2 separate regions of the Homo sapiens genome follow, and region 1 is linked to region 2. A link is a loop called in an ENCODE intact Hi-C map of the cell type or tissue named here. Cell type or tissue: mammary epithelial cell. All regions are shown on one strand. Links, peaks and the distances in the headings refer to the core of each region. The heading gives the core; the rest is flanking DNA.

Region 1 (16,093 bases), core at 6,999-10,998, 100 kb after region 2:
ACAAAACAATATACAATTAAATATCGGCCTATTCTCTAGTTTCAAAAGAAAAACCGTCGGTAGCTGTGGTACACACATCTCCATCACCTCCTTTCAAACACCCTGCCGATGTGAGCCCTGAATGACAACCCCTGAGCACTGGCCACGGCTAATCCAAAGCACCAACAACTAATCACAGAATTGGAGAAGGCAAAATAGCTACTTGAGGAGTAAAGCTTCCCAGTCCTTGGTTCTGCAACAGCAGGGTGGAAAGTGAGGGGACAGGAAAATCAAAGTTCCTTTAAAAAAATTTATCACACATAGAGGCAAAATGTCCCCACAGCAGGAAAGCAAGTGGAAAATACACCAAATCAATCACCTTCAAAATAAGGCTTAAAATCTTGTACTGCATAAGATGTAGGTGGGAAGGGAAGAATGGGCCCAGTGGTTTGAAAATGTTTTATTAAACTGCATGCTGACTGCCACAGTGCATACAGGAAAATGCAATTAAGGCCAGGCCATTAAAAAGACGCCCAAGGATAGCTCTGAGAGAGACCAGGGGCAATCAGCAGGTGTCCAGGCAATGTTCAAAGGAAACTCACTTTGAAAAAGTGCCAGGCAGGTGCTGGGAGCATCTCAAACAGGACAGGCCTGACCTGGGATCTCTTGCACCTGCCTTAAGAGGTGAAAGTGGCAGCTCTGGGCAAGGAGAGGAGGTGGAGGTGTGCGTGGAAGGGCCTCTCAGTGCCTTTCCTCAAGCTGAACTGGAACAGATTCTAACCAGCATTGACGTCCTTAAGGAACATATATGTTCAGGATGTGGTGGCATGTCAAATACAAAGCCACTTTACCGTCATGAGGGGCCCCCAGTTTCCTGAGTAAGGTGAGCCTTAGTGCCTCTGAGATAGAGGCCTCACCCAGCTTCTCCACCAGATCCTGTCCAGGTGATGCCTGCTGCCTAGAGTTGCAGGTGTAGGCCCCTGGTGTGTAGACATGCCACCTGCTTAGAGGGAGAGACCAGAGGATACTGGAACAATCCCTTAATGGACAGCTTGCCTTCTCCTGAGAAGGTCCACAACACACAATGCTTATGCCAGGCAGAAGTTGTCCTACTCAGGGCCTTCCCAGGAGGTGCAGTGTGCCCTGATGGTCATGTCATGGCAGGCCTGGGGCGATCCCCACCCTCTCCCTGCCCTTTAGTGCACCCTGCAGCGCCCTACTTCTGCCTGCTTGGTTCAGGGCTCTCTCTTCTAAATACCTGAAGGTGTCATATGAGCTCAGGCTTTCCCACTTGCCAAACTCCTGGGTGTGGCTCTATCACACCACACCGTAACTACTGCGTTACACATTACACTGTCTTCACCACCAAAATGTATCCACTCTGAGGATGGGAACAAAGTCTTTCCCTCTATATGAACAGAAATGTTTATCCCTAAGGCACAGAACTCACATAGATTAGACGCTCAAAAATGCTTATTGAATGCGTCTGGCATGTAATGAGTAATCAATAAGTATTTCATGATAAAAGAAATGACAATATTTGGTTGGAGAGAACTCAAACAAATTGATTCAGGCATATGTGTGGGTGAACAAATAAACTACAACTCCCATATTTTACAGGCGTGGGTAACTGCAATGTGTGGCTGATGCTAATGACCAATCCTTTCTCCCTTGGCTCTAAGTAAATTCTTGATTTAGGAGATGTGAAGACTCTCCTCTTGTGCTTATCCCGGGGTTCCTAATTTTTGCTTCCATCCTACCAAGCCACGCACTGATGTTTGCAGTCCCACCCACACTGCTCATTGCCTTTCGTTAGAGATGATGTGCTCATTGTTGTGGGTTTGCTCAGGCTCCGGGATATGCATCCTGCCTCGCTCTTTCTCCTCCCATTTCTTGCTGTGGAAGTCTGTGGAATGCTGGCAGGGCAACTCTGCCAGGGTGAGCAGGTTCTTCTGAGGTTTCTAGGTGAAACATCAGCAACAAAGTACCTATTGTGGCTGTAGCAAGAGAAGTTTTATAGACTTCTCTAACGTTAGGAAGGGGAAAACAATTTCTGGGCCTCATGCAATTTAGGAGATGCTCACATTTGCCTCAGAAACTATTGCCTTGCAGTGATTTTCTGCCTCTAGTGAGTAAATGCTCCCCAGGCCTAGCTACTGTCGATGACAGCCATCCCAGTGCTACCTTAGCAGAGCTTTGCTTTCTAGCTGTGACTTGCTTATTTATAGGAAGGTTATGCTTACATCTTCTTTCCCCACTATATTACTTTCTAAAGTTATCTGTTGTCCCCTCTCTTCTTTTACCAGCTCCTTAATCCTTCTCCCTCTAAGCAGGCAATGCTCAACTTTTGCAGCAGGAAAGGTCTCTTTGGAAGGCCTGAGGGCCAGACCAACTTGCCAGTATATTTGCATATATTTACATTTAGTCGGCCTGCAAACATGAGGATTATGTAAAGTGCCAGTCTTAACAGTGAAAGGATTGTGTTCGGATTCAGGAACTTTAGGTTCCATAGAACACAAGGAGGTGGGAGGGGCTGCAATGATTGCTATTCCAGGGAGAAGCATAAGTGCGATTTATGGGAATGAGTGATGGACCCAGGGGTTGGGGCTAGCTTAAATCTACAACCATCCAGCAGGGCTCCTGCCTTGTCCTGCTCACATGTCCCCAAGTGTCACCTTGCACATAGTTAGGTGAAGAGTTGAGATGCTGCCTCTCACATTTTGAGAGCATGCCTCTGGCAAGCTGCCGGAACTTTCTTCTCAGTAAACCTGTTTTCTAGGCACCTAAGCTTCTCTCATTTAGTAAATTCTGCACATCTCTCTGCTGAAAGGAGCTTTCAGACCACCCGCCTGCTCTTTCCTCACGTGTTAAAAGCTGTACTGGGTCCTGACCAGTTTTGATTTTTCTAATCAAGGTAGGTCCATAGGTAATGACATGTTGCCAACATCTTTTGAATGCAAGGGTGTAGAGCTCTCTTTGAAGAAAATAATCATCACGTGGCTACAAGAAAGCAGTACGGTGAGTCAAAAGATCTAGAAAACTGCTCCAGTATCTGTAGTCACCCAACAAATTCTTCCTACCCGCTGCGCAGAAAAAACCAGTTCACTGAGACTATGACAATGCAGTAGAGAAAGAGTTTAATTGACGCGAGGCTGGCCACAGCAAAGAACTGGAGATATTACTCAAATCAGTCTTCCTAAAGGCTTAGAGGTTAGGGGTTTTAAAGGATAGTTTGGTGGGCAGGAGGCTAGGGAATGGGAGTGTTGGTTGGTTGGTTGGGAATGAAATCATAGGGGTATGGAAAACAGTCCTCATGCACTGAGTCTGCCTTTGGGTGGGGTCACAGGGCCTGTTGAATCACAAGCAGCAGATCTGGATGGAGTCAGCAATTTAAAAGTCTTAAAAGACATCTCAAAAGGCCAATCAGAGGTTCCACAATAGTGATGTTATGTGTAAGAGTAATTGGGGAAGTTACATATCTTGTGACCTCCAAAACAACAGCTGGTTATCTTTTAACCACACCCATATCTTAGCAGAATTCAAGCCCCTGTAATAATCCTAACTTTGTGGACGTTGATTAGTTTTACAAGTGTGGTTTAGTTTTGGGAAAGGCTATTGTCATCCTTGCTTTAAGGTTAAACTATAAACTAAATTCTAAATATAATTCTCTCTTGACATAAAGCCACAGAATATGACTTTTTTTCTGTTACCAGCTATAGTGATTTCTATTATAGCTATTAAATACAGGGGTCTGAACACCAGAGTTACAAGATCTATATTAATATATTAATTACATCAAGCTGGATATGTATACATCATATATATATATAGTCTGTATATATGCTCTCTCTCTCTCTGTATATATATATATATATATATATAGTCTGTATATATGCTCTTTAGCTTTCTGAAGAAAAGTGATTGCAGTTGACATCTAATACTATGCTTCTCCACGTAGTGCCTCTTAAAGAAAACAAATGCAGAAGTTCATGTTTTCCATGCCACTCTTCCCTTTAGAATATGATATTAGTTCCTAAGTCCTTCTCCAACTTCATTGCCCATGAGGTGGGTAGGACAGAAGTGGCTGCTCCAATAAGGAAAGCTTTCCCAATCTTCCAATGCAGATTAGAAGTCTCCCAAAGGCAGAGACTATCCTGAGCAGGACATGGAAGAGCAGGTGACCTCTGGGTCCCAGAAGAGCCTGGCTCTGAACACAGGCACGTGATCAATCAGTGTGAATGAATCTAGACACAAGAAAGTTCCATATGGACAATGTCTATGTGTCCTGAGCACTGCCAGGTTCTAATACCTGCCTGGAACATATTAGTCACTTAATTAATGCCTGAGGGAATAGGAGGAAGTAAATATATAAACTAATATTTAAGAACTTTAATATTCAAAGTAGAACTTAGATACATAATCAAAAGTCCAAGCAAAGACCAAAGTCTAGGATGCCAGTCTAGAAGTACTAGGAAGCCAAAAAAATAAAATTCAGCATCAAAGATAGCTGGCAGCAAATGTCAGGGGCACAAACCTGCTGAACAAGGGAAACTTAGACTATGGGCTAAATTATTTTGAAGCTGTGGCTCAAGAGTAGTAACTGTGGCCACTGAAAGATGGAGGTTTCCAAGCCTTCAACAGCCTCAACAGCAGGCTCAGAGAAAGGCTAGCGTACGATTCCAGGTCTGTCCCCTACTTTGGGAGAACCAGGCTTAAAATGTGGGGGTGGTCTGGTCTCAGTGATGAAGCTTAAGAAGGTCCGATCTGCCAGGATTGGAAAAAAACGGTGGAAATAGGGAGAAATCATCAGTAAGGGACTGTTGTGTAACATCTTGTGGACTGATATTTTCACCCAGAAAGAGTCGCCAGAAAAATTCAGCTTCAAATTCAGTTAAAAAAAAAAAAATCTAATTCCTTTTCTAGGTTTAACAACTACAGAAGTAAAAAATATATAAATAGGTAGTATGCGCCTGACCTAGTCATCTATCTTGGTGATTAAATGCTTGGCTAGTTGATGGCGTGTCAATGAAGTCAGGATTACATAAATGATATTCAAACAGTCTCGCCAACAAAGCAGCTAGTAATGCAGATACATTTTTCTACTAACGTATTAGAACCTTTGAAATTTGTTTCTTTTTTTCTCTTTTTTTAGATTGCAAATCTGGATCTTCTTTAAGTTCAAGAGAAGGGAAAAATATTTATGAAGCTTATTAGTGAGCAGACAGTACTTTACCTGATAAATATAAACTATCCCCGAGCCTCCCAGTGTCTTCTTTAGCATCTCCCAGGGGAACAGAGCAGGGTTTTTACACATTAAAATAAATCTTCAGTGCTTTATCACCATAGGTCCTGAAGGGGTTGAATGAAGTGTCAAGAAAATTATTCAGAGATTTTTCCTCTCCACTCACAGTTCTGTAGCCTTAATTTAGTGTATCCTCACATTCGCTATTTCTTTTCCGAGAAAAGCCAGAATAAATGCAAGTCAGGAGGCATTATATGGAAGGCTTATTCGCTTGGACATATGATCACTGTGGTGCAATGGATCCACTTCCCTATGCCAGCATGTATTCCAAGAGGAGGCTGAAACTGCCTTATATTCTAGGCCCTGTGTTTTGACTGAATTAGTTAAATAAAGTGCAAAGCTACATGAGCTGGATGAACTAGGCCCTTTCTTCTACCTAAAATAACAGAATTATGTGACAAATGTATGCACAGTGGTATGTTTACCTTGAAGCACCCAGATAATTGCTTGAATTCTGCACGTGACTTTACTAATACATAACTATTCATTGCAAAGTTTCAGAGGCGCTTGTTTAAATCTGGATTTTAGGGAAATAACAATTTTCTAAAGCATCATTCATCCACAGATAATTTAGAACAATTTTATTAAAAAAATAATAAAAGCACTTACATCGACCCTAAAAATCTGAATACAGCAAGCAGGTAACTGGGTGCGCAAAACACTCATTTGCATACACAATCAGGCATTTATGGAAGCACATGCCCAATTGTGCATGTAAAGACGGGTTTCATTTGCACTTTATTGCTTCAAACAATGGACATCTTGTATCCGGGGGGGAGTATTTTCAACATGTAGCTATCTAAATTTACTATTTCAGCTTTCTTTTCCTTAAACATGAATGTAGCCTGAAAGCTGCTTCCTGAAGTTCAACCTCCTGCCGCTTGGTTCTGTTTGGGGAGATTCTAAGTGATGACTTATGATCATGATTACCTTGCAAACGTCTTTTGTCTTCCAAGGGCAGTGGGGTGGAGTGAATAGAAGAAATCTTAAGAGTTTTAAGAAAGTGCTGCTTGTTGACAGCAAAGATTATCTTGTTTGATAAAATCAATTTTGATGACAGCACAATCTGAGATCTTCCTTGAAGTTGATTTTATCGAGATAATAGATTAAGTATGTCTGTCAGCTAGAGTTTGGTCAACAAATTTTTTTTTGGTCAAATTTCTCTGGTAGGCAAGACATATATCATGAAGTCTGGCTTTTTTTTTTTTTTTCCTTGAATAAAACTCCATTTCAGAAAGGAAAAAACATGGGAAGGTAGACTGGGGAAAAAAATGAGTCTCCTTCTTTTCTAAATCATATGCTTTGATGAGGACCTTTCATATAAGCCATCGATCATTCCTGAGCCTTAACAACATTTGACTAAAGTTTTTGTTTTTGTTATTGTTTTCTTTCAAGAACAAGGAATGGGAGGAATCGAATTGGAAATAATTTAAGTGTTCTTTAGGACTTCTTAAAAATATACCAATTTTTATTTTGCAATGGGGGGGATTGTATTATATTTTAAAAGTAAGCATACTCCATAGTTTTAGACAGGGAAATTTAGATTTCCACAATTTTTGCAGATTTTTAAGGGGAGAAAGACCTCTAAATAATTGGCCATCATAAATCTATACCCAAAAGTTGTTCCAGAAGAACTACTCCACACTGTAATAATCATGGGCAGTGTTACCGTCTCACAGTTAAAAATGATATTGGATTTCCAAACACAATTGCACAAATCTTAAAACTACTAAAATCTCCAAGAAAATCTTCCTCTTGGAGCATGAGCTCCTCTGCAGCTGGTCTTACAACATAGTAAGAGGGCATTATATTCTTATCTCGCATGCAAGGCTGAGTTAGAATCTTGTGTTCTAGTCCTGAGTGTATCGGCCCAGTTAATCCTCCCTAACAAGTTGGGTGATAGTGGAAAAAATGTGACTTCACTCTGGGATCTACTGAAGTTCAATTTCCTGCCACTTGATTCTAAGTGATAACTTATGGTCATGAATGCCTTACAACCTTCTTTTGGCTTCCAAGGGCAGTAGGGTGGAGTGGACAGAAAAAATGTTAAAAATTTTAAGAAAGTGCTGATTTCTCATCTCTAAAGTCTCTTCCTGCTTCCTCATCTCTTCCTGCGAGGACACCCCATCTTTAGAGATGAGGAAGCAGCACTACATAATCCCCAAGGTGCAGATCTAATCATCTGTTGAGCTGTCCACTGTATGACCCTTCCCTTGAAGCATGTAACTACTGAGGCATGGGCTCAGGCAGGATAGAATATTTACATTTCAGTCCCCCTTTGCCTTATTTTATTTTGGATTGGGAATGAGAACTCAAAAGTATATTCAGTTATTAGGGACTGTCATATGTAGTCCAACCTGCAGAAATTTTCCACATGTGCAGATGTTCCTTGTGGAAATTTTAGGTGTAATCATGGCAGACATTGTTGCTTACATACTCAATAGCTATTTCCACCATCCATAACACTAACAACCTGCTTCCTTTATGAGAGAAGCCACTTTCCTCTAAAGAAGCTCGAATACCATAAACTCATTTTCTGAGACACCCTGGAAGCCAGGCTGGGCATAGCCAGGCCATCAAATCTTAATTAGTAGGATCCAGGGGGAAGTCCGAGGGCAGCTATCTGGAGCAGCTTTCCTTCCTTAACAAAAGGTGACATGCAAGAAAAATCCCCTTTCCCTTTTTGCTTCTGCTAAATACTGCTGTGTCTGTATGCTTGCCTGCAACTGCTACCCCCATCTTTTGACTGTGATGGTCCAAGCCACACACTGGAGAAGAAAGACAGGAAGAACCTGGGCCTTGAGGCTCTCACTGTAGCCCTGACTTCCACCCCCAGCCTCCCACCCCCGATTTCTTACATGAGGTAATAAACGTCTTTCTTGTTGAAACCCTTTTTAGTTGGTGTTGGAAGGAAACATTATTGATGCCTCTTTTACCCAAAAGAAACTCTACCAAGTAACACTCTGTGCCTTTCCTGGCACCCTCCCTTACTTTCCCTCCTGCTGTCCCCACCCCACACCCATACACACCCCTTACCACCAGGGAGAAGAGATGGCTCAATCTGATCAGGTTTGTGGAAGGATAAATCAGGAGGTATCAGCTCTTTATTTTGTCTTAGAAACTGACCTTCCAACAGATGTCCTGTGTCATGCAGCGTAAGAGGCCAGGCTCAGACCCAGGGCCTGGGGCCTCCTCGCACTTCCTGTGACTGGGGGAGTGGGGTCGAATCCTGAGGCTCAGGATTGGGATGCCCATTTGCTTACGTAAAGATATAAACCACATTCCCGGCTTTTAATTTCTATCAGAAATGAAGGGCTATTTTTATTTCCATCTATTTTCTCCCTGTTTGTCTCTCAAGTTGTTCTGAACTTAGGCAGGGAAAAGAGAGCTACCAGCACCTGTAGTCCCAGCTACTCGGGAGGCTGAGGCAGGAGAATCACTTGAACCCAGGAGGTAGAGGTTGCAGTGAGCCGAGATCACACCACTGAACTCCAGCTTGGGCGACAGAGCGAGACTCTGTCTCAGAAAAAAAGAGAGAGAGCTACCGATTGTCCCCCTCAAACACCAACAGTTGGGTGCTCTGTTACTGGCAGCAGAAGACACTTTGCTGTGTTGTTGGTGCAGATTTTCGATTAGCCTAGGACCACCTTTATAGGCAGGACAGACTGCACTTCCTCATGCTCCACCGTCACCCAGCTCAGTCCACTTGTAATTCTGGTTGCTGAGAGCTGACTCACTTGTCATGAGGCACTCAGGGAATAAATTCGTCATCCTGGATGGTTTTTTTTTTTTTTTTCAATATGGTGAGAACATCATTAGTTAGGTATTCGGTAGATGTACGAGAAAGGCTGAATAGTCATGTTTCTTTATCATCTCTGATGATGAAACTCCTCCCTGCCCATCTGAACAGTTGGAAGGAGTCCAGAGTGGAGCAGCAGCCGTGCTGAACGCAGAGATGTGGAGATGGCCACATTTGCATAGTTTGGCTATGTGACAACTGAAAGGCGGATATGACAGAATAGATACATATCTCACATACCAAAGAGAGAGTGATTACCTCGCCTTGCTGAAGATAGGGAAGCAGAAAAAGACCAAAAGGAGTAGATATACCGGGCTGGCTATCATGGAACCACTCAGGAAGCGACTCCTCTGCGGCGACATTGTGTTGCGTGGAGATAGGATGATATCCTGAGAATCATAGAGCCACTGGAGAGAGACAGACATCACTTGAAGTCCCTGCTCCATTACTTAAAAGATATCTGACCTTACAAAAATCAGTTCATCTTTCTGAATATCAGTGTTCTCATTTTTCACATGGAAATAGTGTCACCTCCTCTTCTCGTGTCACAGAGTTGTGAAGGTGTAATGAGTTAAGGAACGAATGCAAAGGAACCTTTTAAATCATAATATTATTTAAATGTCAGCTGCTTGCTTTGACGACAGTTCCACAACTGTGTGATCTCCTCCTTGCTCCCTCCAAAAAAAAAAAAAAAAAAAAAAAATGTGTTTGAATAAAGATGCCTGAGGCACCCTCAGGGGCCTAACAAGATCCTGCCCAAATCTCCATGTGGCACAATCATGTTCTCATTCTTTCTTTTTTTTTTTTTTTAAGCTGGATCTGCATTCCCTATCCTAGGGATGTTTACAGGAGGGACTCTTTCAGGCAGAAACCATTTTAACAGCCCAGCCCTGATCAGCATGGCTGCCACATTTTCATTTCCAGCTACGTGTTTCGTTACCCAGCTGAAAACCTGGACAAAACTTATAATTCAGTGGCCTTCTGTGAATAGGTCCTTAGGGTCTCACAGATGTCCTGGATGTTAACACACATTCACACACACAAAGAATTTATTGATTTGACTTGTGATCTTAATAAATACTCCATGATACGTCTTGCCATGCTGAAGGATTTTGTAGACACTACCTGTCTTGTGCTTTTAAATCTATTTCCTAATATTGTTAATCTATTGACTTTTTAATAATATTTTGATCATAGGGTAAGTTTTCAAAAACGTAAACAGAGTTAAATGTGAATATATTTTTCTTGTTAAACTAGTTTTTAGGTTTCTTGTCGTGGTTTAAAAATATATGTCTCTACTAAAAATAAAAAAAAAAAATTAGCCGGGCGTGGTGGCGGGCGCCTGTAGTCCCAGCTACTCGGGAGGCTGAGGCAGGCGAATGGCGTGAACCCGGGAGGCGGAGCTTGCAGTGAGCCGAGATCTTGCCACTGCACTCCAGCCTGGGGGACAGAGCCAGACTCCGTCTCAAAAAAATAAAGAAATATATATATACATATGTATGTATATATATATTTCCTAAAACCTAGGGAGATTATATATATCTTTTATGTATATTTACACCTAGGAGATATATATATATATATATATATATGTATATATGGTTATTTTTTTCTTTTAACATTTAAGTATTTATTATTTTACTGAGATAAAATTTGCAACTACAGATCTTAAGTGTTCAATTTGATGAGTTTGAAAAGTTTATATACTCAATAACTGCCTTCAAAAACAAAGAATTTTTTTTAAAAAGTTCTCTCATAACTTTCCTTCAGTAGTAGCCACTGGAGGAAAATTATGAGAGAACTTAAGGAAATATTACGTATCTCCCTAGGTTTGAGAAAATGTACTCTTTTGATATCTATCACCATAAATTTGTTTTGCCTAATTTTGAGTTTCTTATGTATGATTTTATACAGTATATATCTATTGCATTTAGCTTCTTTCATTTATCATGCTTCTGAATTTTTCTTCTGTCTTTTATGTAGACATAGTTCATTTGTTTTTATGTATTTGCTGAGTAGTATTTTATTATATGAATATATTACAATTTGTTTATCCATTCCCCAGTTGGAATGTATATTTGAGTTGTTTCCAGGTTTTTGTAAAAATGAATGAATCTGTTATAAATGTTGTTGTGCCAATCTTTTTGTGGACATCGTTCCTATTTCTTATACTAAGGAGTATAATTGCCGAATCATGGTAGAGATAGATGGTGAAGTTTATAAGAAACTATCAAGCATTTTTACAATCATTGTACATTTTTATACTCCCACTTGCAATGTATGAGAATCACGATTGCTCTGCATCATCACCAACACTTGGTGTTGCCAGTCTTTTTACTATTAATTATTCTAGTATGTAGTGGTATATGCTCTCTGCTCTCAACTATGAGAAGACACACACACACACACACACACACATATTGTGTCCTATTCTTTCAACTTATCAATTTAACAAATACATTCTCTCATATTACCAAATGTTCTTTGAAGTACAGTTTTAATGGGGTTACAGGCACGTGCCACCACGCCCAGCTAATTTTTGTATTTTTAGTAGAGACAGAGTTTCACCATATTGGCCAGGATGGTCTCAATCTCTTGACCTCGTGACCGCCCCACCTCAGCCTCCCAAAGTGCTGGGATTACAGGTGTGAGCCACGGTGCCCAGTCCTACCATTTCTTCACTACTCCAAATAGCTTTTCCTTATTGTCATAAATAACAGTGTGATGAACATCTTCATACATTGACATTTGATGTTTGTTATTCTTTAGTAAGAATTAATTGGTGTATAATCACTGCCTTAAGGGATAAGAACATTTTAAAGGGCTGAGATACATATTGTGGATTGCTTTGTAAAATAACGTATACCTCACCAACAATTGTTAACAGTGCCCTTGTTAACCACAACTTTCTCACTATTGTTTTAATTTTTTTAAACGCCAGTATAGTCATTGAAAAATGACCTTTTAATGTACAATTCGTTCATACTAAGTGGATTAGATTATTTTATGAACATACTTAGGTTAACAATTTTTACATCTAGATTTCAAAATATCTATTCTTGTTTCTTTTTAACTTATTAGTGCCTTTTATTTTCTTTATATCCATTATTATGGCCAACTTACAGAATAATGTTAATTATCTGCTTGACATGTTTCTAGTTAATATGTTTTCCAGTTTTCTTTATCTGCTTGGTTTTAAGTAGAACAACCTTCCACAAACCAAAGATGACAGAGTATCATAAACTAAAGAATATGATGAACTCAACGCTGCACCTGGGGCCAAGTAGGAAAAAAACAAAATAAAGCAAAAAATCATTTTTAGATGTTTCTGACATTTTAAAAGAGGATATTATTGGCATAATAAAAGACAGTGGTTATGTAACAGTATTTTGGTACTAACTTCTGAAAGTTTCTTGAGTTACCCCTATTTTCATATGCAATGAGGACATCATTAATCCAGATAAAACCTCACTGAAGATTATATGTAAATTAGCCGATCATAGCTAAGGTCATGTCTGTGTGGTCCAAGTAGAAACTAAAGACAATAATTTTGTTGCATATAATTCTCATTTATCTTCTGATCAGCTAGACTGCATAAGCAAGCCAAGCATTATCTACTGTACTCAGTAAGTTGTTTTAATCAGACACCTGGGATTTGCTTTAATTAGATATGGTAGGACATGCAGACATGGAGATGACTGTCACGAGGAAGAAGTTCATTATATTCACAGATTCTTGGAAACAGGGGCACAGCGTATGACGCAGGACCAAGCAGGGAAGCACCAGGTTGGGCTGGGAAGCAGAAGAAGTGAGAGGAAAGTGTTACTGTGCTTTCCATGGGAAGGAAAGAGCAGGGCAGGGCAAGCAGGCTTAGGATGGGTTGGCCTGAATAATTTCAGTGGGCTCTGGGGTGAAAGTGAAGGTGTGTAGTAATCCATTCTCATCCTGCTAATAAAGACACACCCAAGACTGGGTAATTTATAAAGGAAAGAGGTTTAATTCAGCATGGTTGGGAAGGCTTCAGGAAACTTAACAATTGTGGCGGAAGGGGAAGTAAACACATCCTTCTTCACATGGCAGCAGCAAGAAGTGCCAAGCAAAGACGGAAAAGCTGCTTATAAAACCAGCAGATCTCGTGACAAGTCACTCACTATCATGAGAACAGCATGAGGGTAACTGCCCCCCCTCATTCAATTACCTCCCACTGGGTCCCTCCCACGACACGTGGGGATTATGAGAACTACAATTCAAGATGAGATTTGGCTGGGGACACAGGTGGTGTAAGGGTGTAATTATCTGGTACCTGGCCCTAGGGTAATCAGGGCAGGCGATAGTGGCCCAGAGTGGGAGAGCCTGAGGAAGGAGATGATTGAAGCTGTGGCCTCTAGATTGGTTCCTTTGCATATAGAAGGTTAATTCACTTACAGGTGAGTCCTTTCCTATTTCTGAAAATTGACTAATCCTGGGAGGGGTAGTGCTTCCAAGGTCAGCAAGACCCCAGATGCCAAAGCATCAGAATAAAGAAAATAAAGACAGGAATCACACACATGTCAACAGAAACAATTCTCAAATTTTTTTTGTTGCCAGTAAAATTTGAAAAATGCTTTTTTCATACAGTTTCCAAACATTACAATTATACTTTTCTTCTAACCTCTTTATCCAAACCTTCTTCAATTCACTCATTTTTCCCTTGGTAACGTGAGCCGTGTGGCTCTGGCTCTCTCCTTCTCTGTTCATGGCTCTCTTCCATCCCCTCATTACTTACGCCAAGGTAACACCATGCCCTCCCATCTCACCTTCCTGGCTCCTGTCTTCTGTCCTCTCTCAGCAATTCTGCATACCTAGGGCAGTCTAATCTTTAAACACTGCTTTTTCTTACCTGCTTGCAAATCTGTAAATATCCCCTTATTTTTTTATTTCATGTCAAATCAAAAAAATTTCAGCCTAGATTTAAATATGCTTTCTCTACATTCCCTTTTTCTTCACTACTATCACCTTTCCAAATATTACACATTATACGAGGCCCAGTTCAAGCTCCACCTCCACTTCAAAACACTACCTTAGTCTTACCAAACTCTTCTTCCCAAAGTTATGGAAATGAGCTTCGATTGAATTTGCTTTATTATTGTCTATTGTAAATGCATCAGCTTTCCCTTTAACTTGGATGCTCCCTGAGGGCAAATCTGTTATTTTCACTTACTACTAGGCTAGTACAGAACTTAATCACTATTGCCATTTTGCATGCTGTTCTCTCCACAGAGAATGTTGCTTCATGACTTATCTAGCTGAAATCATCTACATGTCGATCATCTGAAACTCAGCTCATTAAAGACTCCATGACCACTCCAGACAGTTCACTTCCTCCTCCACAAATTCATGATGTTTTGTTAGAACACAACTGCATCTCAGCATTTGATCATAATAATTTACTTCTCTGTCTCCACCACCATAGTGTAAACTGTGCAAGTGCAGAGGCCATACCTACATGTCATTGCATCTCTATATCCTGATAGATTGTGCTATATATAGAAAATGCTCAATATATCTAAAGCATTAATACTTAACATTAGGAATTATGGCTAAAACACCCACCCTCAATATTCCTGATGTAAAGATGGCTGCAATATTTGGGTTGAACTGTTCTTTTTTCTATTTTAAAGAGGATGTTTGACATTTCACCTACAGGTTAGTGAATGTAATAAATTCATTTGTGATGTTGGAGTTATTAGATAATTCATATCACTTTCATAATGATTCTTTCAATATATACATAGTTTTTCTGGCCATTATATATCTTATATCTCCTCTTCCTAAGTTTTGTAAGCAATTCAGTAATCATTTCCCTCTCGTTTGCTACTAAAATACTCTCCTAATTGCAATAGATATAGAATGGATCTGCTTATTTATCTTTCTAGATTTATACTTCATTCTCTATTTATAGCTTTTTAGTGTTGGCAGGTGTGATGTGTTTCATCATTTGAATATATCAGGAAAAATGATTTTTTAAAGCTATATATATAAAGCTTTATATATGTTTTATATATATAAAACATATATGTATATGTATGTGTGTGTCTATATATATAGACACACAGAAAGAGAGAGAGAGAGAGAGAGAGAGAGAGAGAGAGAAACTTCCCTTTAAAACCGTTCTGTACAGCAGAGATATTTTCAGAAAAGAACAAATTTGAAAGTGTATAATCCAAAACTCAGGGCAGCTTGATTAGTAAATGCATGTTTTTTTTTTTTAAAGGCTCATACCAAATAACAATGAAGCAGTTTGTTCTAATCCTAAAGCCACTCCTACAAAGATTGCTTTGAGCCATGTCACGAGGCCCTTACTGGAGAAAAATTCATTCATATAGATAAGCTAAGTTTTCATTTTTATAAGCCTTTTCCCTATCTTCTATACACCTTATCTGAATTCATAACATACATATATTTTTAACATCAAAATCTAGTCATATTAATCTTATTTCTTTCCCAACTTAAAATCCTTCTGTGGTTTCCAAATTCCCTATCTTTGCATTTATTCCTCATAGTATCTTACTTTTTCTTTTTTGTCCAGCTTTATCTTCCCCCTATGCCCCAGCCTCTACAGCTCCTTGGAGTGCCTTGAATAGGCTGAGAGTTGCTCAGGTCCATGCCTGCAACACCTGTACTCCCTTGTCAGGTGGTACTCCCGATCATCTTTCAGAATCTGTTTAGTGTCAGTCCTTCTGTAAAATGTTCCAGCCATGCCCCAGAAGGAGTGACCATTTCCTCCTCTAAGCCCCATTTTACCCTGTTCATGCATCTAGTATAGTGCCTGAGATGCTTTATCTATTAACGTCCTTACTTGTTTTATTTATACCAAATGCTGCAAGCTCCTTGAGGAAAGGGACTACATATGGCCTGGTGCCTACCTTGTAGGAGGAGTTCAATGAATGTTTCTTGAAAAAATAAATGGAGACATGTATTTAAACATATGATTCAAACAATATAACAAGTGCTACAATAGAGATGTGGCCAAT
Region 2 (16,093 bases), core at 4,712-8,711:
CCCATGCTGGCACCCAGTGGATGCTGGATTTGAACTTTGAGCTTCACGTCATACTGTCCCTTCATCACATTGCCCTTTAAGCAAGCAACTTGAGAGTAAGGATTCGGTGCTGCATACCGTTATATCAAATACCTGGTATATCATCTGACACAAAGTAAACATTTAATAAATATTTGTTGAGAAATTGAACTCATAAGTAAATCCATAAATACTTTGGAATAAATACAGATCTCTGGTTGCCAACTTCCCAGGAAATGTTGTAGTTTAGAATTGTGTTCTTGCTTTCATAATGCCTCCCCTTCATGGCCTCTGTTTATTTCTTAAAAATTCAATGATATGAAAATTAATTTTGAGAATATTTTAAGAAGTTATGGCCCCACAGAGATATTCTGGCACATTACGAAACAGACTTTGGGAATCACTGACCTAGATAGAGTAGCGAGGTGATAGGTGCTACATAAATATAATAAATTATACTGAGAGGGCTCCCCAGACCTTTCTCTCCTACCAGTGCAGATGGTACAGAAATAGTCTGAAGAAACATTGAAGAATGTCTCAGGGCAGAATAACTTAACACCTTGGGCTGCTTTTTCTACCCATTTTCACGTTGTTTTATTTAATACAAAACCCATTCATTGAACAAACATACACTAATGGAGTGTGTATGTTTATGATATGCCAGGCGGAAGATGTGGCTCTGAGAAAGTAACAGTGAACCAAGCTTGCCTGGTCTTCCCATTCCCATGGAGCCAATAGCCAAGGGGCAGGGGAGGACCAGACTTAATTAAAAGAGCACATAAATAGATACATCACAGATACGTTATTGTTAGTTTCACTCCTTCAGTTAAAATGCAGGTAGTAAGAATAAGTCAGCTCTACTCTTAGCATCTTTTCCTGACTATTTATCCTTCGACACCTGCTTCTCCCTTTTCTTTCTGTACCCTCTGACTCTTCTAAGCAATATGCACATTTAGAAGTGACAGGTTAGATTCAAATACTGATCAAGTTATATTTTTTTCTTTTTTGCACAGGGTGGGGGAAACAGATAGACACAAATCAAATAACACCTGCCTTTTTTTAAGATTGTACTCCTGTAGTGGAAGTGCAATCTGTTTGTCGAAATAGGTTGAATAAGCAAAAACGAGTCCAAGTGACTGAGCTGTACCAAAACACTGATGGGGTCCAGAGAGGCATTGATTTTGACTGTACTTTAAGACTTAGTGCATATTTAATTATGATTATAATGATGATAAGCTAGCTTTGGGCTCTGGTACATTTGAGAGATAACATCATTCAGGAATTCAGAAAATAATATAATGAACACAAATTTTTATCCTCATCTTTCCTTTTCAATCTTCTTATCACACACTGTCTTCCCTTGCCTCCACCCCAACATACACAAATACACAACATCTTGATCATCTGGCTATCAGCTGGTGGGATTTTCCAGGAGATAATTATTAGGTTGGTATTATGTCCCACCCATGAAATTTTCTGCATCTGCAGCAGTACTTTTCTTGGCTATAGCTGGTTGATTGGTGCCTGTGGGTAGTTCTTTTTCAGACATCACAGCTGTTTACAAAGTTTGTTCCAGAATACTAGTTAGGGAGGAAAAAAACTTTTTCTTCTACCCACTTAGGTTCATTGCCTGGGACCTGGCAAATTATACGGACAAAATAAAGACAAAGAGGACAAACCCATAAAAATGTATTTACAGAGGCAGCATGCAAACACGTGGGAAGGAACCCAGTGATAAGGGACAAAAGGGTGCTTGGGACTTGAGCTTCTATAACATCTTAACAAAGAACAATAAATGTATAGGGAAGTGACAAGACAGAGGAAAAGAGGATCAGGCTTTTTGGGGTGACAAACTGTGAGGAGATAAATATGTGGGGAAAAGTAATTAAAGATACAAGTTATTTCAGTAAGATTTGTTATATAGATTCTGCTTGGCGTCATTTCTGAGCTGATAGGAGTCGAGTTATCTCGGGTTATTAAGGGTCTAAGCCTGCTTTTACGCAAACGTGCTGGGGTTAGCGGGTGGGAGGCTTTTTTTTCCATCTGCTGTTGCTCAATTGTTTTCAGCTCAAAATCATCTCTATGCCACGTGGCATATTTTGGGTTAGCATATTTTGATCCTCTTCATTAGTAACCCTTCTTGACATTCTCACCTTTCTGAGAGTTCAATACAAGGTTGAAGGTACCACATGCTACTACAGTCTTTGGTTAGTTTGGTTTTTAATTAATGTAAAATAGCTGATTTAACTGCAAAATAATGAAGAGACTTAAAACAAACAACTTTCAATAAAGGATGAGTCTTGTGTTTTCAAAACACCAGGAGCCGTAAGTAACTACAGTATGACAAACAGCTCTGATTCTACAGAACCACAGGGAGCTGCTTCCTCACATGGACACTGTAGAAGGGAGCACAGCCCAAACTGAGCAGTCCATCAGGCTTGTGGAGGACAAGCTATATGTTCCTCCAAGAAGGTCAGACTTTCATGTTACAAGTTTTATAAGTCACAGGACATTCTTTATAGAATTAGACATTCAGATATTCCTTGATCACCTCAAACTGAAAAATAAAATAGCAAGTTTACACTAGTGGAAGATGTATGCACTTGTGTGTATGAGTGAAGCAGGGAGGGTATTTAAACTTCTTAGACCAAAGAATGTAATCTACTCTTCAACAGATAAGCTTGTAAAACTTTCTGGCACTTAGGAATTTTCTGGTCCTAAGCATGAAGTACAGGCGACATTATACAATTAAAAGGGTGTACTGCAAAAGAATAGACATGAGTTTTGAGGTTTGGATCCTGGCTTCACTAGTTCTTCATTATTCAAATACAGGTAAGGCGCTTAGCTTCTCAGCCCATGTCTCCTTCTCTAAAGCGAGAATAGCAATGCTTCCCACTCTAGCGCAATTCCTGCCTGATCTCAGTGCATGCTCCCTACCTCTTAGCTTTGTCCAGAGCAGAGCTATCTAGGTGTCCTACAGGGGGAGAGCTAAGTGTCTGATTAATATTGAGCAGTTAGATGAGGGAAGGGAGACAGTGGAAGACTGGGGGCGATTTATAGAGGTGAAAGATAGGAACACCCCTTGACTTCATTCTGAGCGTAGAGATACCAATGGCTTTGCTCCAACAAATGCCACTGTTTCCACTTTTGATCTCTGGTTGCCCAACTCTCTTTCTCTTCTTTCCCATTTCACTGAATCCTGTAGCATCTCATAGTTTATTCTAAGACTATACCAGAATAAGGAATAAATTTGTTTTGTTGCTGTTTAGAATGTCCAAGGGCCTTTTTGACCCAGTAATTTTACCCAAGAAAAATTTTCATGAAGAAATTGTTCAAAAGTAGAAGGAAGCTCTCTACACAGCATGATTTTTAATTGGAGAAAAAGTAAAAGTAAAGGTCAGCAACATGGGAATGGCTAAGCAAATTATCCTATATTCATTCAAAGAGCTATTTTAAATAGAAATTATGAAGAATATATAGTATCACATAAATGATTATAGTAGAATAATTGTTAGGATGGAAATTATAAATTTTTCTTATGTTCTAGTTATATAATCATTCTCATTCATGTATCCACAAATATTAGCACATACAAGATCTAATAGACTATATGATGTGTCGAAAAGTTGGGATCGTGTGATTTTTCATCTCTATTGTCTTTATAACTGCTATTATATTTGTAAAACAACAAAAACTCTGGGGAATAAGTACTACGGGACAAAAAACTGCAACCCAAGGATTAATCTTTTGCCCTTGAAAAATAAAAGAGGTGTGAGATCTCTGTTTGGAATCTAATTTTACTACGCTTTCTACTCTCATTTTTATAAACTTTGACCTCCTTGCAAACCACTAACCTGTAGTTACGGAAGAATTTGGAGACTAGGCAGTCTGTTCTTTTTATTTTTTTCCAGTCACATTACTAACCAGGAGACAACAGTGTCCACATGGAGATAATTCAACACCTTGATTTGAGATGTTCTCTTCATCTCCAAGGAACAAAATCCACTTCACTTTCATCATTCCTATTCCACGACAACAAACTGAACATTTCATCATCAGGGAATTGTAATAATTATCTATTGCTATATACCAATGACTTTGAAAATTATCATCTTAAAATAATCATAATAGTCTCATCATCTCAGTTTCTGTGGGTCAGGCATGCATGAGTGGTTCCACCGGGTGGTCCCAGCTCTGAGTCTCAGGAGGTTGTAGTCAATATGTCAATGGGGCAGTGGTCATAAGGGCTTACCTGGGGCTGAAGGATCTGCTCACTAGTGCCTTGGTAATTTGGCATTGACCACTGGCAGGAGGCTTTAAGTTCATATCATGTGTCCCTCTCCATAAGGCTGTTTGAATGTCCCCATGACATGGCAGTGATCTAAGAAAGAGATCATGGTAGACACTTCAATGTCTTTTATGATGTAACTTCAGGAGTTACCCACTGTCAATTCTTCTGTAGTTCACTGGACACACAAATCAACCATAATTCAGTGTGGAAGGGTTCTGTAGTGGGGCATAACTGCCAGGAGGCAAGGATGGTTGGGGGCATTTTAGAAGTTGGCCATCACAGTTCACCCTCTGTCCCTTAACCATTCATATTCCTCCAAAACGTAAAATGCACTTACCCCCTCCCAAAGCACTGAAAAGTTTTACCCCATTACAGTGTCTGATTGGAATTCAGAATCTCATCATTTACATCAGTTCTAGGTGAGGATGATGGTCCTTCAGTGTGCTTCCTTCCATATAGCCTTGAGTAGCTTCTCTCAATCAGAAAACCTAAGAACTGAAGAGACAGTTTTTCCTGCTCTCCCCACCACACACACTGGCACACATACTCTCACACACATTCAACATGTCATAGAAGGACAGGCATAGCATAATCACTGTCAATTGTACCATTCAAAAAAGAGGACAACAGGATATACATAGGAGTTGCTGGTTCATAATAATTCTGAAATCCAGCAAAGTACATATTGACAGTTCCTTGATTCAGACACAAGGCCTGGGCTATTTCTCCATGGTTCTTAGCTCTGTCGTCTGGGCTCTTGATTTTACCTTCTCAGTCATTTTTTCTTTCCCTTTAAAGGCAGTCTTGTTCACAACTGAGTGTTTCTTTTTCCAGCTGCTTCTTGGATGTAGATGTTTGGGCATCCAAAGATCTCTTTAATTTTGTACCATCTTTGTTTTCTTTCAATCCAATCTGACAGGATATCTGTCAATAAAATCCTTTTGTGGCCAGGTGCGGTGGCTCACGCCTGTAATCCCAGCACTTTGGGAGGCCGAGGCAGGCGGATCACAAGGTCAGGAGATCGAGACCATCCTGGCTAACATAGTGAAACCGCGTCTCTACTAAAAATACAAAAAATTAGTCGGGCGTAGTGGTGGGTGCCTGTAGTCCCAGCTACTCGGGAGGCTGAGGTAGGAGAGTGGTGTAAACCCGTGAGGAACTTGCAGTGAGCCAAGATTGCACCACTGCACTCCAGCCTGGGCAACAGAGTGAGACTCTGTCTCAAGAAAAAAAACAACAACAACAACAATTATTTTGTGAGATGTATAGGTCCCTTGTGAGTATTACTGAGGTTCATTTTATTAGAAGAAAAAATATTCAAAGATCTCTTCCAGAGAAGTCTTTGTCTATCTTGGGTTTCTGCCCTTAGACAAACTTTTAAACTTCTAAGAAGCCCTGTTGTCTTACTGAATGGTTCTCTGAGGCGCCAACCTAAATCTTTCTGAGATCTTAACAAAAGATTTCACAACTACACTCTCGGTTTAATGTCTAATACCAAGTTTGCCTGATAGTTTCCTAGGCTATATTTTTTCCCAGAAGCTATTTTTTAAAATTTTACTATCAAGCACCATCTAGAGATTCTGGGAGTATTCAAAACCAGTACGCTCTGGGTCCTTTATATTTAAAAGTGTTTTCTCTAGTTCATCTCTCATTTTAGTATAAAAAGCATGAAAAACTTAGGTACACCTTCAACTCTGCCTGGAAATCTTATCTAGATCACCTAGTTAGATAGATTTTGTACTTTTATATGTTGCAGGCGATAGTTTTGCTAAGCTTTCTGCCCCACATAATAACAATCACCTTTCTTTCAGTTTCCAGTGACATTTTTTTCACTTTTCTATAAAAGATCACTCATTACCTTCTCAAGAACCATTAGGCTTATGCTACCAGTCTCTTTAAACTTATTTAGGCTTTCTGTAACATTCATCAATATCCTGTAGCCTTTGCATTGTCTGTACTTTACGTTTTTACAGTCGGCAACACCTCTTTTCTAGGCACCAAATTTTGTATTAATTACTTATTGCTATGTAGCAAATTACTCCCAATCCATAGTGGATTAAAACCACAATAATGTTGATCTCCTACAAGTTTTGTGGGCCAGAAATTCAAGAATAAGTTAGATAAGTGTTTCAGGCTTGAGTTTCTCATGAAGATGCTGTCATGATGTCTGCATCTGAAGGTATGAGTGGAACTGGAGGATCAGCTTCCAATGTGGTTCACTCATATGGCTAACAACTGGCTGCTGGCTATTTGTAGGATGCCTCAGTTCCCCACATTGTGGATTTATTGGTCTGCTTGAATGATTTCATAAAGTGGTGTCTGGCTTCCTCCAGAGTGAGTCATTCAAGAAATACCAAGGTGGAAACTGCAACGCCTTTTGTGATGCTACTGTGGGAGTCAGATACCATCACATCTGACACATGTTACTGGATGCACAGGCCTCTCTGGATTCCGTGTAGGAGGGATCTACTTAAGAAAGTGGGGATTGCTGCAGAATAAGGGAGGCATCTGGGGGCCTGGCTATCACAAAGATTCTTTATCTTAAAATCTGAAGCTCCATTGTGTGTATATGTGTTTCCTATCATTTACTGAATATTTACCATATATCAAGAATTATGATAAGTACTTTAGATAGGTTATTGTATCTAGTCTTCATAAAAACACTCTGAGATAAATGTTATTATCCCATCGTACACATAAGAAAACTGAGTCACATAAAATTTAAGTAATTTACTCAATGTCATACACCTAGGCATGGCAAGACTGGAATTTAATTTTAATTCAATGTAATTCAAAATCTTGAGATTTTAACTCTGACTTGATACTGCTTTTGACTGTCTCATATGTTCCCTCTCAGTACACCTGCCTTCAACTTTAGAGATTCCTAGTCCTGTTTTCTCCCAATCTGTCAGCATCTCCGTGGGCTAGTTTCTTTTCTTACCCAGCTCATCTCATCTCTTTCTCAGCACACTTTTCTCTCTTTTGTAACCTTTGTGTTTTCCACAACACTTACCACGGTGGATCAATGTGACACTCAAATTCTTTGTTTCATACCCAGGTTACTGAGCTCAGGTGAAGAAAATGTCACACATTCTGGATTTGTGCCACTACTAATGTGTGGTCTCTAGCTCCAGCTGAACCTCAAAAGGCCGCACAATTATTTCTATCTTTGACCACATCTCTTTCCCATTCTTAGGATTACCATTCCAAACCTTCACTATCTTGAACCCCATCCTACCCTTTTCAATCTCAGCAAGTAGAATGATCTTCTAATACCTCTCAGCTACACACATATATCCAATTTATTTCCCCCTGTTTCTAAATATTATGTGCCTCTTAGCAGACAAGCGGAAATCTTCTGCTTGTTCTTTTAATCCTCTTTTGCTCATCTACTATGGGTCATTGCTATATGAATTATCTCCTTTGTCTTGTATCTATACCTCCCTTCGCCTTCTTACTGCCTGCTCTCTCCTTTCCCTGAGTCATGTGGCTTCCATGACTTTAACTATCATTCTCAAGGAAATCTTTAGCCAAGGCTTCTGTTTTCTTTCTCAGTCACCCATCTTTGTTAAATGTTCGCTCCCAGAATTATTTCATCTTCGTGATGATTTTTATCTTTTTGTGTGTTTGTAATAATAAAGTAAAACATATCATTGAGATAATGTGAAAAGAAATGAAAATTTATAACAAATAAAAAGCCTTCACTCACCACCTTCCCACTGCTCTATCTCATCTTCCAGAGAAACTATCTTTCAATATTTAGTGTGTCTCCTTTTAATCATTCTGCCCTCAATAATACTACTACTTCTGTGTCCTTTCCTCCTAAGCCCCAGATACTTGCCTTCTGTTCTTCAGGTAAATTCCACCAAGGCTTCTTCCGTAGTGGTCACCATTAATCTCTAAATACTGAATTCAATGGACATATTTCAACCTGTGTCATTCAAGACTTTTCTGCTTTATTTCATGCAGTTCAATTGTTCTCTGTCTCCTGCTTTCTTATAACCTAACAATCTCTCTTGGTTTGCTGTCCATTTGGGGCCTTTCTTTCAGGTCTCCTTTCTGGATTTCTCTCCCTGAAGCCTCCCCTTACACACTGGGGTTGTAGGGTGCCAGCTTTTTTCCTCACTGTTCTCTTTCATCCTCCCTGAGAATTCATCTTTATCATCATCATTTTAACTACCGTTTCATGATGATGACTGTTATAGCCACATCTCCAGTGAAGACCACTCTCTCAAGATGTACGCATGGAAATATCTGAAGCAGGAACCTCAGACTCAATACCCTCAAGATAAACCCATCAATACCTCCCCATTTACTACTTTGTCTATAACCCCTTTCTCCCTTAACAACACCACAATCTCTCTTAGCAAGTCTTGTCAGAAACCTGGGATTTGTCCACGAATTTTCCTTTCATTTATCCCCCACTTAGGTGTATGACTTAGTTGTCATTGGGGAAGGTAGATTTTTGTCTTAAATATTTTTTGAATCATTCACCTCTCTTCCAACTTCTGTAGTAGTGACTTAATTTAGGTCCTTATTATTCTTGTTCGAACTTTAAAAACATATTCTCCTAACTAGTATGTCTGCCTATAAACATTCTCCCACCAACACTTGCTCTGTCTCACCATACATCCCCATCTCCTCCAAAACATATAGAACTGATAATTCTCTTTGGACACAGTGTTCTCTTTAAAATAATACTTATTAAATCCATGCATAATTCCTCATGCTGTCAGCAAACTCAAATCCATTCTCTTAGTACGTATGGTATATAATATGATCACACCCTGTAATTTTTTCCAACCTCACCTTTCATACCTCTTTCATATCCTACTACTTCTACCTCTATTTAATAATCCTGATACACCTATTTGCTTTGCATTTCCTACATGCAGTTGACAATTGTATTTCTTTTTGCCATGACTTAAATTGTGTTATCTTTCTAGAAGGCTTTCCTTAGTATCCCCAACCCTGTTAGCTGCTTATTCATCTTCAAGAGTCAACTCAAAAATCGTTAACAGTCTAATTTTCTGGAAAATCTTTTCTTAATTCCCCATCATAGTTAGATGCCCCTCTGTGGACTAACGCAACACACTCAAATCATTGCAAGCCTAACATGAAGACCCATAACCTTACAATGGCCTCAAAATGCACCCAGAATGTAGTGGGTGAATTATATAAATGTGCCAATTTTAGTGGATGAGTTAACATATATAGACATAACTCAACTTTTGATCATAGACTGGCTTATCTTTCATAGTCTGTAAGGCAATACACTGTGGCACATTTCTTTGTCTTAGTCTTATCTAAGAGAACCAAGCTTTATAACTCTTTAGACTAAGGTTGACTTGGATTGGCATCACCATCAGATTTATTAGGAGTGTTACAACCTTCTAGAAATTTGGAGGGTCTATTTGGTTTGGGTCCATATTCATTCCTAAACCACTCATTGTCCTGACTTTCTTGGGTCCTATGCTGATTTTTGAGTCTTTAGATTTGTGCTGCCAATGCAGTAGCCACTAGACATGAGTGACTAATAAATTTAAATACACATTAATTAAAATTAAACATTTGCTTTCTTAATCACCCTATCCATAGTTCAAAAATCCAATAACCATATGTGGTTACCCCACTGGACAGGACAGTTGATGGAACATTTCATTATCACAGAAAGTTCTCCTGAACTGCACAGCTCTAGATTCAAACAACAATAATAACGAAGCAGACAGAACAACAAACAGATGAAAAAACATACCTTTTTCTTACATCAAGAGCTGTTTTTCTAGGTTCAAGACTATCCTGAGCTGATCCTTCCAAATCCTTTCTTCGCATGTTCAGTTTGCCAGACTGATATTCACCAGCTGATTTTCCTTCTACAAATACAGGCTTCATGTGATGTTATAAGCCAGCTTTTGGATTTAATTTAATCTTCTTGGTGGCCAACTGGGGTCTTGGTGGTCAAGCAGATTTCAACCACTTTCTGTCCACACCTTGTGCCTGTCTTAGTTTGGGCTGAAGGACACTCACATTTCCAGCTGATTTATGAAGCAGAGATTACGTCTTCTTTTGAGGCCAGTAAACATTCTAACATCCCCTGGTCCAGGTTATCAGAACTGCTCTCTTCCACAGAGAATTGTCCCTTTGACAGTTTATCACTCAGGTGCTTCTCCAGGGGGTTATCTTCCTGAGTTCCATCACCACATTTTTATACTATCAAAATTACATTACACAGAGAAGAAAATAATTGACATCGTATTTATCAAGGGAGGATCAGAGCTATTTTCCCACACCCGCTATTCTTCATTTCCTTTTAGATTATTTTAGCCAATTATGCCTTTTTATTAAGAGAAGATTACTTGTTGTGTCTTTATTTTGTGGTTGTTTCCACTACAGTTAATTAATATGATGCCATGGTCTTAAAGAATGTCTAGTATATGGATTGATTTGTGTTATTTATTAATCTTTATTTTAAATAGTCAACTGCATTTGGTACCTGTTACACCTTTAGTTAGGCTGCATAGAAATCTCTACTGAAAATACAAAAAAAATTAGCTAGGTGTGGTGGCGGGTGCCTGTAATCCCAGCTACTCGGGAGGCTGAGGCAGATAATTCCTTGAACCCAGGAGGTGGAGGGTTCAGTGAGCTGAGATCGTGCCACTGTACTCCAGCCTGGGTGACAGAGCAAGACTCTGTCTCAAAAAAAAAAAAAAAAAAAAAAAGTCACATAGAAGACTGCATTGGTAAACAAAATCCGAACCCTTTTCTCAAGGAACTCAGTTTGTTGTCTTTGTGGTGATGACTCAGAATAGTCTGTCCTGGAAAAGCATCCCTTTGGTGCCATATTAAGTAAGTTCTACTTGCCTTTGGTAGAATATCCTGCTCATCCCCTTCATGTGTACCTGGGCTGGCTTCTTCCTTCCTGTGTCTCCTGACAACTGTTCTCACTCATCAACCAACAAAGGCGGTCTGATGTTTTCTGACAAACTCCACGGCTGTCCTGCAGAAGGCATTTGAATGCAAACCACATGGACTAAGAATGTAATCTTAAGGCGTTAACACCAGCCTTTTCTCATTCTGGAACCCTTTTGACTGAGTAGATGCAATTGCTGCAAAGTCTTTCCCATTGGGAAAGTGTGATTAAACTGTGGCTGCTGAACCTTGGATGAGCAAAGGAGACAGACGATGTACCTGTCTGGGAGTTCCAGAATACACAGCTACTGGAGTAACATTAAGGATCTTTTGGCATTCTGTTCCTGACACAGGTGTGACTTATGCTCAAGTTTGACCAGCCCGTTTAACCTTTGTCCAACCTTGGAAGAGTGTGTGTGTGTGTGTAAAATCTATAATATGGGTGTGTTCGGTTTTCACAGATCCAGGACATCATGAGATAGTGCAGCTGAATGTGCATTTTAAGATTAGTTAAACATCCATTCATGAGGGCTTTAAAAAAAGCTGCCTGGGTATGTACAATGTATCTTGCTTTTACTTGAGCTCTACAAGGATGTTGTTAAATAAAATCATTGTGCATAATGTGAAGTGACAGTGAGTCCAAGTGAGTCCACAGAAAGTTCATTTTTACTCTCATCTTCCCTGAGGCTGCTACACTTCTCTCTTCCATCGGTGGCATTTGAGAAGAGTGCTACTTCTTGACCCCCTAACCAGCCTTTCTTTCACATTGAACTTGTTCACTTTCCTTTTCCTTCTGCTTTTATTTTATCTCCTCCTCGTTCTTCTCCTCCATCTCCTCATCATCATTATTGTCTTTCTCCTCCATCTACTTTCTTAATTTTTTTTCACTGGGGCCCAGCATTGGGGTGGTAGAAAGAGCACAGACCTGGCAGTAGTCAAAATTGAATGGGCATCTACTCAGCTACATATTTAATTCAGGGGAATTTTGTAATTTTTCTGAGTTTGTTTCCTTGTTTCCACATGGCATCAGGAATGTCTACCTTTCAGTATTATTATGATGATTAAATGAGTTCACATGGGCTATTTACATCATAGCACATAAATCCTGTTATATTTAATTAATTCAGCAAATATTTAGTAGCAGCTACTCTATGCCTGGTACTATTTTAGGCACTTAGGTTACAGCAGGAACAAGTTATACCCTGTCACCATGGAGGCTGTGTTGAAGTAGGGAGAGAACTTCAAAAACCAAACAAATCACAAGTGAGCAGGTGATTAAAAAAAATGCTAGAGAGAAAAGTAATTAGTAGCAATTAGTATATACTGTTATTATTATTGATTTTATTATTGTATGTTATCTTCTGGCTGGCCCCTCTGCTATTTTCCTAGCTCCATCATCTTTTGTCTCTTCTTGCAGCTCTGCACACCCAAACGATGCCTTCACAGTGATTCCAGGGCCTCAGATTCCCCAGTGAGTTGACATGACTCCGCTTGAAAGAGAGATCAAATACAGAGAAGGAATGATTTATGAGACTCCTGTCACCCAGGCAGGACACTCTCAGCATATCCTCAAATAATTCGCAACTCCCTTTCTGCCTGGGGCTACAGGAGCCTGGCCAGGGGAGACAGGGTGCGGGCGCTGTCCGGGGTGGGCGGGCTGCGCCGGCACAGGTGTTCCCATGGAGCAGCCCTGCTTGTTACAGGCGCGGCACACGTTTTCGTCTTTCACCAGTTTACCCTGTAAATCAAACGTCCATGCTGTTCTTGAAGCTCCCTGGTGAGCTGTGTGGTAAACCTGTTTCTTCCTCCCTCTTAGCCGTGGAAGGGAACTTCTGAAGGACAAACCCCACTGCCCTTCAGATCTGTCCCAGCTTACCCGGCAGAGGAGCTGGGGAAGCCCAGAGCTGCGTGCACCAAGGGCTGGCTCAGGATCTTGGCCTGCACTCGGCCTTGCCACTGCTGAGCTGTCATATTACACCTAGCTTTCTTTTTAAGGGTGAAATTTTTTAGAATAGGGAACTAATCCTCCTCAGGAGATAATTTCATAGGGCTGTAGGAGGATATTTTATTCCATGAGTATTTTCCCGACTGGAGATTCCAGAGCAGAAGTGCCAGCCCCTGGGAGGTTTTAAAAATCCCAATGCCTAGGACCTACCCTAGGCCAATTAAATCATAATTGATGGGCATGGGACTCGATGTCAGTATGTTTTTAAAGACGCCTGGATGATTCCAGCCTGCAGTTGAGGTTGAGGATGACTGTGCTGGGCTCTAGGGCTCCGGGTGTGCCAGGAGAGCAGCTGGGGCTTCCGTTTATGCAGCACACAGGAAAGGCCCATGGCTATAGGGGTGACAACAGAGCTCTTTCCTCCCCAGGAGAGCCCTGGCTGGCACAGAGGAGGCCTCCACGCCTGTTTGTTTTCTGAATGGACAGATAAATGGAGAAGCCCACAAGTTACCGGGAGAAATGAGGATGGGAACCTCGGTTCACCTAAATCTCTAGGCACAGGTGAAACGTCAGATCACCTAGTATTGAATAGCAGGGCTTTAGACTCAGAATACCTGGGTTTGCAATCCACTTACCTAACCACGTGACCTCAGGAGAGCGACCCTACCTCTCTATGCTGGTTTTCTTCTCTGTAAAACAGAACTCTTCATAGCACCTTCTCCAGAAGGATGAGAAAATTAGTTGATTGATGCGTATATATAGTGCTCATGACAGTGTCTGGCACAAGTGAGTCCCCGATAAATGTTAGCAATCAGCGTAGTGCTAAGCATTGATGAATGTGCAGTGTGTGTGAGGAGCTTCAGGAGCACAGAGAATGCTGGACTCATTCCGCATGGGGTCAGGGAAGGGTCCATAGATAAAAGACATTAAAACGGAGTTTTACTGTAGGATTATTTTATACTGAACAACTAGAAAAAGGGAGGGGTTTGGTAGGAAGTGCGGAGGGATGGGAGGTATTTCAGGCACATGGAACCATGTCCTTTACGTCTGTTGGATGAGCGGTAACTTAAAGTAATAGAAGCAGGCCCAAATGGCCTTGCAGTTTTTTAACGCAGATAAATCCCCATCCTAACTCTCTGCTTCCTCTTCCACGGTCCTGCTTCTGGACCATGGCGGTTGGTTTTCCTAGCCACCATCCTGCCAGCCCACACACACACTTACGCTGCCCGCTCAACTCTTTGGTTCTACAAGGAATCAGTTCAATATTTCTTTTGTAACTGGAAATAATCTCTCAAGCTACAAACTTAGACTAAGTCTTCAAAACTGTAACCTCATTATTATGAGGTTTTCTTTAAAAAAAAAAAATGTTGATATGGTTTGGCTGTGTCCCTACCTAAATCTCATCTTGAATTTCCATGTGTTGTGGGAGGGACCCAGTGGAAGGTAATTGAATCATGGGATCAGGTCTTTCCCATGCTGTTCACATGATAGTGAATAAAAGTCTCATGAGATCTGGTGGTTCTATGAGGGGGAGATTCCCTGCACAAGCTTTCCCTTTGCCTGCTGCCATCCATGTAAGATGTGACTTGTTCCTACTTGCCTTCCACCATGATTGTGAAGCCTCCCCAGCCATGTGGAACTGTAAATTGATTAAAACTCTTCCTTTTGTAAATTGCCCAGTCTCATGTCTGTCTTTATCAGCAGCATAAAAACAGTAGAGTGGGGCGCTGCTGAAAAGATACCCAAAAATGTATAAGCAACTTTGGAACTGGGTAACATGCAGAGGTTGGAACAGTTTGGAGGGCTCAGGAGAAGACAGGAAAACGTGGCAAAGTTTAAAACTTCCTAGAGACTTGTTGAATGGCTTTGCCCAAAATGTTGATAGCAATATGGACAATAAAGTCCAGGCTGAGGTGGTCTCAGATGGAAATGAGGAATTTTGGGGAAACTAGAGCAAAGGTAACTCTTGTTATGTTTTAGCAAAGAGACTGGTAGCATTTTGCCCCTGCCTAAGAGATTTGTGGAACTTTGAACGTGAGAGAGATGATTTATGGTATCTGGCAGAGAAATTTCTTTCTTTTTTTTTTTTTTTTTTGAGATGGAGTCTCGCTGTTGCCCAGGCTGGAGTGCAGTGGCGTGATCTCGGCTCACTCTGGCAGAGAAATTTCTAAGCAGCAAACCATTCAAGATGTTACTTGGGTGCTGTTAAAGGCATTCAGTTTTACAAGTGAAGCAGAGAATAAAAGTTTGGAAAATTTGCAGCCTAACAATGCAATAGAAAAGAAAATCCCATTTTCTGAGGAGAAATTCAAGCCCACTGCAGAAATTTGCATAAGTAACAAGGAGTCGAATATTAATCCCCAAGACAATGGGGAAAATGTTCTCCAGCACATGTCAGAGATCTTCGCAGTAGCCCCTCCCATTACAGTCCCAGAGGCCTAGGAGGAAAAAGTGGTTTCCTGGGCTAGGCCCAGGGCCCCCCCTGCTGTGTGCATCCTAAGGACTTGGTACCCTGGATCCCAGCCACTCTAGCCATGGCTAAAAGGGGCCAATGTAGAGTTTGGGCTGTGATTTCAGAGACTATAAGCCTCAAGTCTTGGCAGCTTCCACATGGTGTTGAGCCTGCCAGTGCACAGAAGTCAATATTTCAGAGGATGTATGAAAACGCCTGGATATTCAGGCAGAAGTTTGCTGCAGGGGTGGGGCTCTCATGGAGAACCTCTGCTAGGGCAGTGCAGAAAAGAAATGTGGAGTTGGAGCCCACACACAGAGTCCCTACTGGGGCACTGCCTCATGGACCTGTGAGAATAGGGCCACCATCCTTCAGACCCCAGAATGGTAGATCTACTGACAGCTTGCACTGGAAAAGCCTCAGACACTCAACGTCAGCCCATGAAAGTGGCTGGGAGGGAGGCTGTACCCTGCAAAAC

Evidence for each region. Peaks named below come from ENCODE experiments on the same cell type or tissue, not always from the same donor. Only the 100,000 strongest peaks of a DNase experiment are listed, where the experiment ranks them.
Region 1: a loop joins it to region 2, with 4 times the contacts of the local background. A loop is called at or near these places in 1 of 110 quality-filtered maps.

What each region holds. Positions count from the first base shown.
Region 1 is chr11:132,625,932-132,642,024 of GRCh38, reverse strand. All of the region lies in intron 3 of OPCML (opioid binding protein/cell adhesion molecule like), which reads left to right. Among named protein-coding and RNA genes, the nearest start is that of NTM-IT, 350 kb to the right of the region's middle. RefSeq lists an enhancer at 8,216-9,415. In mammary epithelial cell, for the core only: no CTCF peak of the experiment used is centred there; a DNase peak (open chromatin) is centred at 9,114; H3K27ac peaks cover 1,985 bases.
Region 2 is chr11:132,724,944-132,741,036 of GRCh38, reverse strand. The region is part of intron 2 of OPCML (opioid binding protein/cell adhesion molecule like); the gene reads left to right. Among named protein-coding and RNA genes, the nearest start is that of NTM-IT, 450 kb to the right of the region's middle. In mammary epithelial cell, for the core only: no CTCF peak of the experiment used is centred there; a DNase peak (open chromatin) is centred at 6,606.